3 separate regions of the Mus musculus genome follow, and all the other regions are linked to region 2. Evidence: chromatin contacts called from ENCODE Hi-C or POLR2A ChIA-PET data. All regions are on one chromosome and are shown on one strand. The core of a region is the stretch at or near the end of the contact, and the rest is flanking DNA. Distances in the headings are between cores, read along the strand shown. Region 1 holds the start of 1700010G06Rik (a long non-coding RNA gene). Region 2 overlaps Asap1 (ArfGAP with SH3 domain, ankyrin repeat and PH domain1). Region 3 overlaps Asap1 (ArfGAP with SH3 domain, ankyrin repeat and PH domain1).

Region 1 (2,700 bases), core at 170-2,669, 47 kb before region 2:
AGACGGCGCTTGCTTTATATAAGCCGGGTTCACAGAAGCTCGAGTCTGTGTGCACGTGTCTTTTTCTGGCTTTGGAGAGGATAAGTGTGTATTTCTGGGTAGTTCCCTGTAAAGAAACCCAGCCTTTCAGCTTTGCCCACGCCAGACTCTATTTGCTTTTAGATATCCAGGAATGGCGTTCGGGGTATTTGAGAAAAAGGGAGGTGCAGATGGTTTTGCACCAGGGCATGGTTTCAAATTTAAAGAGGATTATGGTCCATGAACCCCAGAGATGGTGGGTTGAGGTGCGAAGCTTTGAAATTCTAATTGCAGACCAGTCTAAGGAGGTATATGCTTACCAGAGCACAATATCTCATTGTTCATATAGTCCCCTCTTGGCTGGAGGAGGCAGGGGAGGGGCAGATACATAACATAATCTTCGGAGGAAACTGAAACAGCAATTGGTGGCGGCAGTTTGGGCTCTCCGGTGAATTCAGAAAGAAATCCCTGGCTGTTTACCACTGCTGAGCTTGGAATAATCTTGACTCGTTCATCTGCAGAGCCAGGTGTGGGAGCAAACCGGCTGGAGCTGGGAGGGCTCTGTGTGGTGGTCATTTTTGACACGCCTTACCCTCTTATTTGATAAACTCATGCCACCCAAACCCAAGGTATCTGAATTAGGAGAGAAAGCTGTGGAATTCAGGGTCTCTGGGAACAGACACACTTATTAGCTAAGTCTAGGCTCTGAACAACAGTTCATTTTTACTGTTTATGTCACACACACAGAGGAGTGCTGCCAGCTCAGTAGACAGGGCAGGTACTAGATGACAACTGGGGTGTGGGGGGTGGGACCAGACTGGCTCACAGCCCTGAGGAAGACAAATCCTTTCAGAGGGAAGCCCCAGTGCTCACTGATTTTTCTCGCTGATTTGCTCTCAGTACTTTATAGGGGAGCATGGGATTTCTGAGGCGCAGGGAGCTTAATTAGGCCAAGCTAGTGAGGGTCATATTTGTTCCAACTTACAGAATTTTCCAGATGCTGTGAGAAATGAGCTAGGATTCTCTTCTGGAATGTTCATTCTCCAAATGCTACATCTTGCAGCCCTGGCAACCAGTGAGCCTGCCCTTGTGGGGTGGTCAGCTGCCAGTCTCCTCCTGCCTTATTTTCTCCCTGAGAGCTAAACCCTCCATGTCTCCCAAACCAAACTTTTAAAGTACTGAGGAGAGAAAGTACTCTTGTTTATGTTTAACCTCTTTATTCACTAGTTTTTTTTAAAAGGTCAGTTTGCCAGGGATGTGTTTCTTTATGCTCATTCCCTTAGCAAGTTCTTCCTGTAGTAGGCGGAGACACTTCCCTGCCTTGGAGAGCACTGGTAGGAACCGCAGTGGAGGCACAGTGCACACCCAATTCGGTCAAGCCAGGAAGAGAAACAGCACACATTTTAACCCATTTTTTCCTATGCAGAGAGCAAGTCCTCATCCATGAACTCAGCCTCCTCCATGAGGGTCCCTGTCTTCTACTTTCATGGGAGGCAGTTAGGGGTCCAAGATTCCCAGCCAACAGGGTATCGAGTGGTGTATCCATTCTATTCTGCACACTTTGACTGAGCCTTCTCTGACCATGGTTTATGTATGGCTCTGTCATTTTCTCCTACTCCTCCTCTGTATTGCCTATTTGTCTGGTCCTCTGCTGCAAAGCAAATTCCAAGACAGCAGGAATGTGGCCCTTGCCGACATCACTCATCTCAGAATTTGTCAGCTTGTGAGGCGAACCTTTTCCTCTTGACATGCAGTCTTCTCCTCCCTCCCTGCCGGTCCTCACTCAAGACAAGCCCTCTCCGTGGGTCCCTGAGCCACACGACCCACACGCGGCCAGAAAGGCCAGCGAACACAACCTCTAGCTAGCTATATCGGACGGTATGCAGGCAGGTCTGAGTGGGCCACAGGGCTTGCCTTCCAAAGCAGGCTTTAATGGAGGCCAGTCATACGCTTTCAAGGGCTCCTGGAGGCCAATCCCAAGGACTAGGTGGGTTTTGTTGATACCATTCTCAAAATCTTCCAGTCGGTGGTGAGAAATTAGATGGGTATGTTGGACTAACAACAGTAGACATCTTGCTGGGGCTGAATTGGTACTTTTCTCAGAAGAAAGTCAGTTCCTGCTTAGCAGTGAAGAGCATTTGCACCTGAGAAATACTTTTTGCATCTCCGGATGCTCGGCGGTCCTCTGGGGTAGGGGAAGAAAAAAAAAAAACCAAATACATCTGGACAGATGAAAGTATTTTAAAACAACCCTTCCTGTCTCTGCACAAGGCACAGCATTGGCGTTCAGAGGGCAGCAGGGCTGCGCCCCCATCCCTCGGTCCGCGCAGAAGGGAGACGGCTTTCCGGGCCTCGCTTCCTGCACCCACTCGGGACTAAAAAAGAACACGAACAACTTTTTTTTTTTTTTTTTTTTTGGTCCCTCTCTTGCAAAAACGCTCGCGTAACCAGCTCGCTGAAGTAACCGCTCCGGGGGCGGCCGGGTGTGTGTGTGTGTGCGTGGGGCGCGGTTCCGGAGCCCCACGGGCACGAGCACCAGCGCCGGCGGCTGCGAGGTGGGGGCCGCGCGAGGGCCGGGCGGCGGGGGGGGGGGGTAAGTGGAGAGAGAGGGGCGGGCGGGGCGTGCGGGGCGCGTGCGCAGAGCACTTCCGTGTTTGTCCCCGTGACTGGCGCGGGCGCGCC
Region 2 (2,700 bases), core at 4-2,503:
AAAGAAAGATAGGAAAAGCAAAATTGGCCCATCTTAGCAGAGTCACTTAATGCTAGAACTGACTGATCCATCTAGATGCAGGAAAGGCTAGGAAATATGTTTCTGTGTCCAGTGGCAAATGTCCTGGTAGAAACAGAGTTCCATTTGTCAAGGAGAAAAGGAGACTGGATTTCAGGGTAGGAACTCTACAGAATGGAGTAGAGAAGAGATAAGCTTCGTACCACTCCACTAAGGAAGAATCAAGTCAAGATTGAATGTCACTGGTACAGATCCCAGACTTTCCAAGAGCGATGCTGGGCAGGAACAGTTGCCAGTTAGATGGAAAAGTCATTAAAGTATTGGTGTCCTGGACCTTAGAAGGGAAAGATGGTTAGCAGGAAGCATCTCTTCCCACTAAGAAGAAACTGTTAAGCAGTCCCAGTGACACAGGACTGTAATCTCATCTATCAAGGAGGCCACAGCAGAGGAATCACAAACATCATGTCCTATGTGGGCAACAGAGTGTGTTCAAGGCCATCCTAGGCAAGTTTGTGAGAATGTGTGTGTAAATTATGCAGAAGAAAATGGTTCTATCCCTCCTAAAGGAGGAAATAAAGCACTGGAGGCATGTGAAAGAGCTGCAGTAAACCAGAAAGCTGCTCGGGTGCTCGACTAGCCTGAGATCTGTCCTTAGTGTGGCTGTTATCCGTAGCTCTGTTAGTATGGGACCATTGCTGGGACCACTCCCCCATTGCGTGAAGAGCGTCAGAGCTTAGCACTGGTCTGGTTCACGTGTTCTTTCCACATGCCTCCATTCTCCTTTATCTATAAGATGAGCATGATCGACCGTGTGTTGTGTGAGAATTAAGTAAACGGCTATAAAGAGGCTCAGCCCCATTGTGACAGTGCAACTGGTGCTGAACAAATGATCCACCCCACCCCCTTTCAGTGTGTTGAGTACCTCATAAAAAGTGGTCTGAAGACTGAGGAATGGTCAAGGATGTCACAGTGTGAAAGGTCTCGAAGAATGAATGCATGAGGCTAAGTGGAGAAGTACGCTTACTTTTGTAACCCAGGGGAGAGCTTTGCAAACGGCCTTTCAGAAAAAAATGACCTTTCCCGACCAAATTGAGGGTGACTCATTCTTTTCTTCCATTGATAATGATCATTTTCATGGAGTACTTTTATTTTAAACTTGACTTCCTGAGGCACTGATTAGCGCCAAGCACTGATTAGTGGGCCGTCTGCCAATCTAAGGACAGATTGTAAAACTGTTTATGCCAGTACTCTCTAGGGCCATCGAAGGGGAGAGAGAGGAGCGAGGGGATGTCATGGCTGGGGAGGTTGCATCTGTTTACAGACAGGATGTCTCTTTGGAGGGGGAGGGAGAATTCGTTGTCTTCCTCTGCATACTGCTAAAATAGTTTGAGCAGCTCATGGTGGAAAGTCATGGGCGTTTTAGTTCATGCAGAACGTAGACACTGTTTAAGGTAAAACTGCTTAGGTGTTGATTATTCTGGGTTGTTAGCTTTTGGCATTGAAGGTAAATTTTTCTTTAGCTGAAACCTCTTGATGTCCTGTTAGGACGTTGAGTACAATTGTTCTGCTTCCAAAAGAAGTGTCAGTGTCCCTGTTGTAGCTGCTTGCTTTGACATTTAACTGGAGTTCCAGACTACCACAAGGCCAGGCTATGGCTGCAGATAACTATAGAAATTTTGCATGAAGTGTTCCTTTAAAACTGTTAGTTTCTCTGACCCATTATTGCAAATTGAAATAGCAGTTTCCTTTTTAATGCAGGAGATGGGGAAGGAGAACTAAATTTACATATGATCTCTTAAAGGGCAACAAAGATAGAGAAGGAAGTGGTCCTTTAAAACATTTCCATATAAGGTCACTTTGTTTCGGTGAAAACAATGGATATGTGTGAGAGCAGTATCTCATCAGAACATACTTAGTTTTGGTCACTGGGTTGCTATGGATTTTAGTCACTTGGTCCTTCAGACCACTTGCCTCCTTTCCCAAAATGTACTACATCTCCAAGAGAATTTGGTTAATGAAGACGCATTCCTGGTTCTTGCATGAAAACCTATTAGACTCTTAAGGGAGGCCAGGCATGCTGGCAGAACTTTAATCCCCAGCACTTGAGGAGGCAGAGGCAGGATCTACAGTTCCAGGCCAGACTGGTCTACAGAGAGAGTTACAGGATAATTAGGGATCCACATAAAACCCTGCTTTGAAAACCCAGAAAAGAAACTCTAAAGGAGAAGATTCAAAACACAGTGTCCATGCCTGCCCAGGATGTGTTCTTTCTAAGCAGGCATGTGCTTGCTCTCTGGCTGACCTTCGTGACTGGGACACTGCTGTAATTGGATCAAATGTACGGGACACCTAACATTTGATGTTCTCCTGGGCTGCTCCTTCCCTAGTCTCTCTAGTTGAGTAACAGAGACAAACCCATGTCCAGAATCCTGGGATCTGACTGAAAAGCTGAACTACTGAAGGATGTCAGGGCTAGGCCTTGTCTCCAGTGTAGCTGGGCATCTGCTTCAGGCACAGACAGATTGAGATTCAGATGCCCATGTTGCCACATAAATGTATCACCAGGATTTAGTTTCCCTTCACCTTGTTTTCCTAACCTGCAAGTTGAGATCACCGTAGCATCTGGAATGTCTGGCCACCAAGATCAATGACACACAAGTGAGTGCCACGCATGGCCTGCAC
Region 3 (2,700 bases), core at 7-2,506, 33 kb after region 2:
CACTGTGAATCAACTGCTTGGCATTTGGAGGTTTTGCCCTTTCCTGAGAGGCTGATGGGCTGAAAGATATCAGATTTGTTCATTCTTTGTTAGTTGTCTTGACTTTCACTAACCCCTTTAGTTCAGCCACCCTGTGTGAGAAATGGGTTTGAAAAATCTTGCATCGTTTATAACTAAGGAATGTTTTAAACAGACAAATGAATGGGGAAGAACTTTGAGAGCATATGCAGTGCCCTCTTAGTTGGGAGGATATGCATAGAAGATTTAAAGAAAATAGTAAAAATAAAACAAGATGGGGTTGACGGAGTTGCCACAGAATGGTTAGTGGCCCAGAGTAGTTGCCTCTCCTCTTTTCCAGGCCTGTGTGCTTACGTTTGGAGAAGATCAGATACTATAAGAAATACACAGACCTCTGTGTCCTCTGTCAGTAACCTCACTTACCATGTGTACCCTACCTACAAGCCCGGTGTTAAGTAGGAGAAGGAACAAGAAGAAATGCTGGCTTGTGTGGATATGTCCTCAGAGCGGACTGTTTCCTCCGTGGTGACTGTTGCCTTCATGTGTGTCTAATGGAACAGAAGCCAGTAGGTCTCTAGTTTATTTCTTTGTTTTCAGTCTGACATTGTTGATGTCAACAACCACAGGGTGGTTGGGTGGTTGGTTAAATAGGGTTACGGTTTCCTTTTAGTTTCTTTTTCTCCCTTGAGGCTAGGAGTGGTGAATTCTAACTGTCCCTCTAGTAAAGATATGTAGGATATAGGATGTGATTCGGGGTCTTTTATGCTTTCGGGGATGGCTCCTGTAGACCAGTCTCAAGTGTCTTTTTGAAACTCTAATGAGGAGAGTGTATGGGTAAGTTTTACGTTGTTTCCTTCATGCCGTCTACTTAATGTCATGTAGCACTAAGCAACCCTGAGTGTGAGCTGAGTGTGAGGAGCTGTTGGTGCTATTTTCCATGGCTGACTTTTCTATGCCTATAGTCTTAGGCTCTTAGTGCTCTCAGAGGCAAGGGAATTCTCTCCCTCACAGAGCACTAGTCTGCTTTGGGTTCCTCCTGCCTTTCAGGTGAGGCTCCTGGGGCCCAGCACTCCTCCTCTGTTTCTGAACACTACTGGGGTCAGTGTGGCGGGCCCACACACACTGCCCTTGCTCATGTGACAGCAGAAGCTGCAGAGCATTTATGTAATCTGAGGACAAATGTGGAAACTCCTGTGAGCTCTCGCAAATCGTTTGCGAACTTGAGCTCTCGGCTGCCTGTCTGTGGTGTCTCCTAAGGCACTTGAAAGCTATTTCTGTATCCTGTAGTTCCTCTCTTTCCCACTCACCAGCCTCTTGGGTGCCATGCCAGATTCTGAGGTCTGTGACGCTAATTTTGGATATTTTTTTTTTGTCACAAGAACACTTAACATCACATCTTTTGATTTTTATTTTCCCTGCTTTTGCTTCCAATTTTAAAGATAACTCACCTAGACATTTTTACATGTGGTAGAAATAGAATTACTGTTTTGGATTTGTTTTTGTACTAAGTTTTCTGATTCTTTGACCTCAACTTCATCAGTTTTCTCTTTTTTTATTGTCTTAAATAGTTCTGCATATCAAGTGAGTTGGGTGGCTAATGATGGTGGATGGTTTTATGCTCTTGTTTGTAGACACTGTAAGCATTACAAACTGGCTGTGACTGGATCCACCTTGTTAGGCAAGTTGCTAGATGAGATGAGACAGACACAGTTTGGATCTTTCTCCTGACCCTGTTGCAGCTTCTCTGTCTTCATTCTTCCCCTGGTTACCATGGCCTGCTGTCCTCAGCCAGAGTGTGCGGCAAAATCAATTCGGACATTGTCAGCTGGGAGGTCTTTGTAAGGTCCAGTGTCTGTGTTTGAAAAGAGTGCTTCTCATGGGAAGGGTTTAGCTACAGAGCCAGTACTTAACTGTTAGCCAAGTAGGCTTCACCTAGAGAACAACATGGTTGAGAAACTGAGGGAACTTGTTTCTTCCAGGTGGGGTCTCACCACAGGCAGGATCCTCTGTTCCTTCTTTGGGGCAGCTGGGCCCCCGGTGTCTGTGGAGACCCTCGGGCCCAATGGTGTACTGTGGTCCCTTTATTTCCAATCCTGTTGCTTGGCTTCTGTGGACTCAGTTTCATCTCAGTTTAGGGTCACTTGTGCTGCCGCAGAGCATTGAGGAAGACTGTATTGTGTTTCTGAAAGTTTGGGCTCACACAGTCAAGTGGCTAATGTGCTTCATTTTCTTTCATTTGGGTTGGGCCTGTCACTCTTTGTCACACATCTGCTTGGTCAGAATGTGGGTTAGGTGCCCCCCTAGATATTCTCAGCTAATGACCAGGGTGCTTTCTCAGAGTGACATGAGGATGAACCCATGCAGGACTTGCACGCCAGCCTCTCTTGTTCAGGCTGTCTTTCAGTGGCAAAGACATCACGTATCCTAGGGAGCTCACTTATTGTAGTGCATAATTGGCTGTGCCAGAAAACAATGGAAGTTTTGATTTTTAACAATTATTAGCAATATAATTTTAGAGAGGTCATTTAATGCAAAAAATTCTAGCTTTTGTCACAGTAATAAAATAAATTCAAGTTGTCTATAAGCTTGCTTTCTAAACTTCACACAAATAAAAGAGACTAATGATTGAAGCTATGTACACATACATACGTGCACACACCCTCAAAGCACACAGAGATCCTT

What was found. A loop is a pair of places that touch in the nucleus more often than their neighbours do. ChIA-PET counts read pairs that join two places held with the same protein, here RNA polymerase II (POLR2A).
Region 1: a loop to region 2 is called in a map of gastrocnemius, with 2.0 times the contacts of the local background. The contact joins the promoter of 1700010G06Rik here to the enhancer-like site in region 2. A Hi-C loop is called at or near these places in 6 of 37 maps with a recorded cell type or tissue (adrenal gland, gastrocnemius, heart and 1 more). POLR2A ChIA-PET finds 5 or more read pairs at or near these places in 1 of 5 experiments (embryonic stem cell).
Region 3: a loop to region 2 is called in a map of left cerebral cortex, with 2.8 times the contacts of the local background. The contact joins two enhancer-like sites. A Hi-C loop is called at or near these places in 3 of 37 maps with a recorded cell type or tissue (gastrocnemius and left cerebral cortex). POLR2A ChIA-PET finds 5 or more read pairs at or near these places in 2 of 5 experiments (Patski and embryonic stem cell).

What each region holds. Positions count from the first base shown.
Region 1 is chr15:64,312,837-64,315,536 of GRCm38, reverse strand. 1700010G06Rik (a long non-coding RNA gene) reads right to left here and starts at 1,419. Exons shown (of 2, transcript XR_003951590.1): 1 at 1,004-1,419; 2 at 1-579. The region is part of intron 2 of Asap1 (ArfGAP with SH3 domain, ankyrin repeat and PH domain1); the gene reads left to right.
Region 2 is chr15:64,265,929-64,268,628 of GRCm38, reverse strand. The region is part of intron 3 of Asap1 (ArfGAP with SH3 domain, ankyrin repeat and PH domain1); the gene reads left to right. Among named protein-coding and RNA genes, the nearest start is that of 1700010G06Rik, 47 kb to the left of the region's middle. Within about 2 kb of position 1,253, at least 2 of the 3 ENCODE cell types and tissues checked have a DNase peak (open chromatin) inside an H3K27ac peak, as active enhancers do; they include gastrocnemius and left cerebral cortex, where a contact is called at or near this core.
Region 3 is chr15:64,233,092-64,235,791 of GRCm38, reverse strand. All of the region lies in intron 3 of Asap1 (ArfGAP with SH3 domain, ankyrin repeat and PH domain1), which reads left to right. Among named protein-coding and RNA genes, the nearest start is that of 1700010G06Rik, 80 kb to the left of the region's middle. RefSeq lists an enhancer at 129-2,278. Within about 2 kb of position 1,256, at least 2 of the 3 ENCODE cell types and tissues checked have a DNase peak (open chromatin) inside an H3K27ac peak, as active enhancers do; they include left cerebral cortex, where a contact is called at or near this core.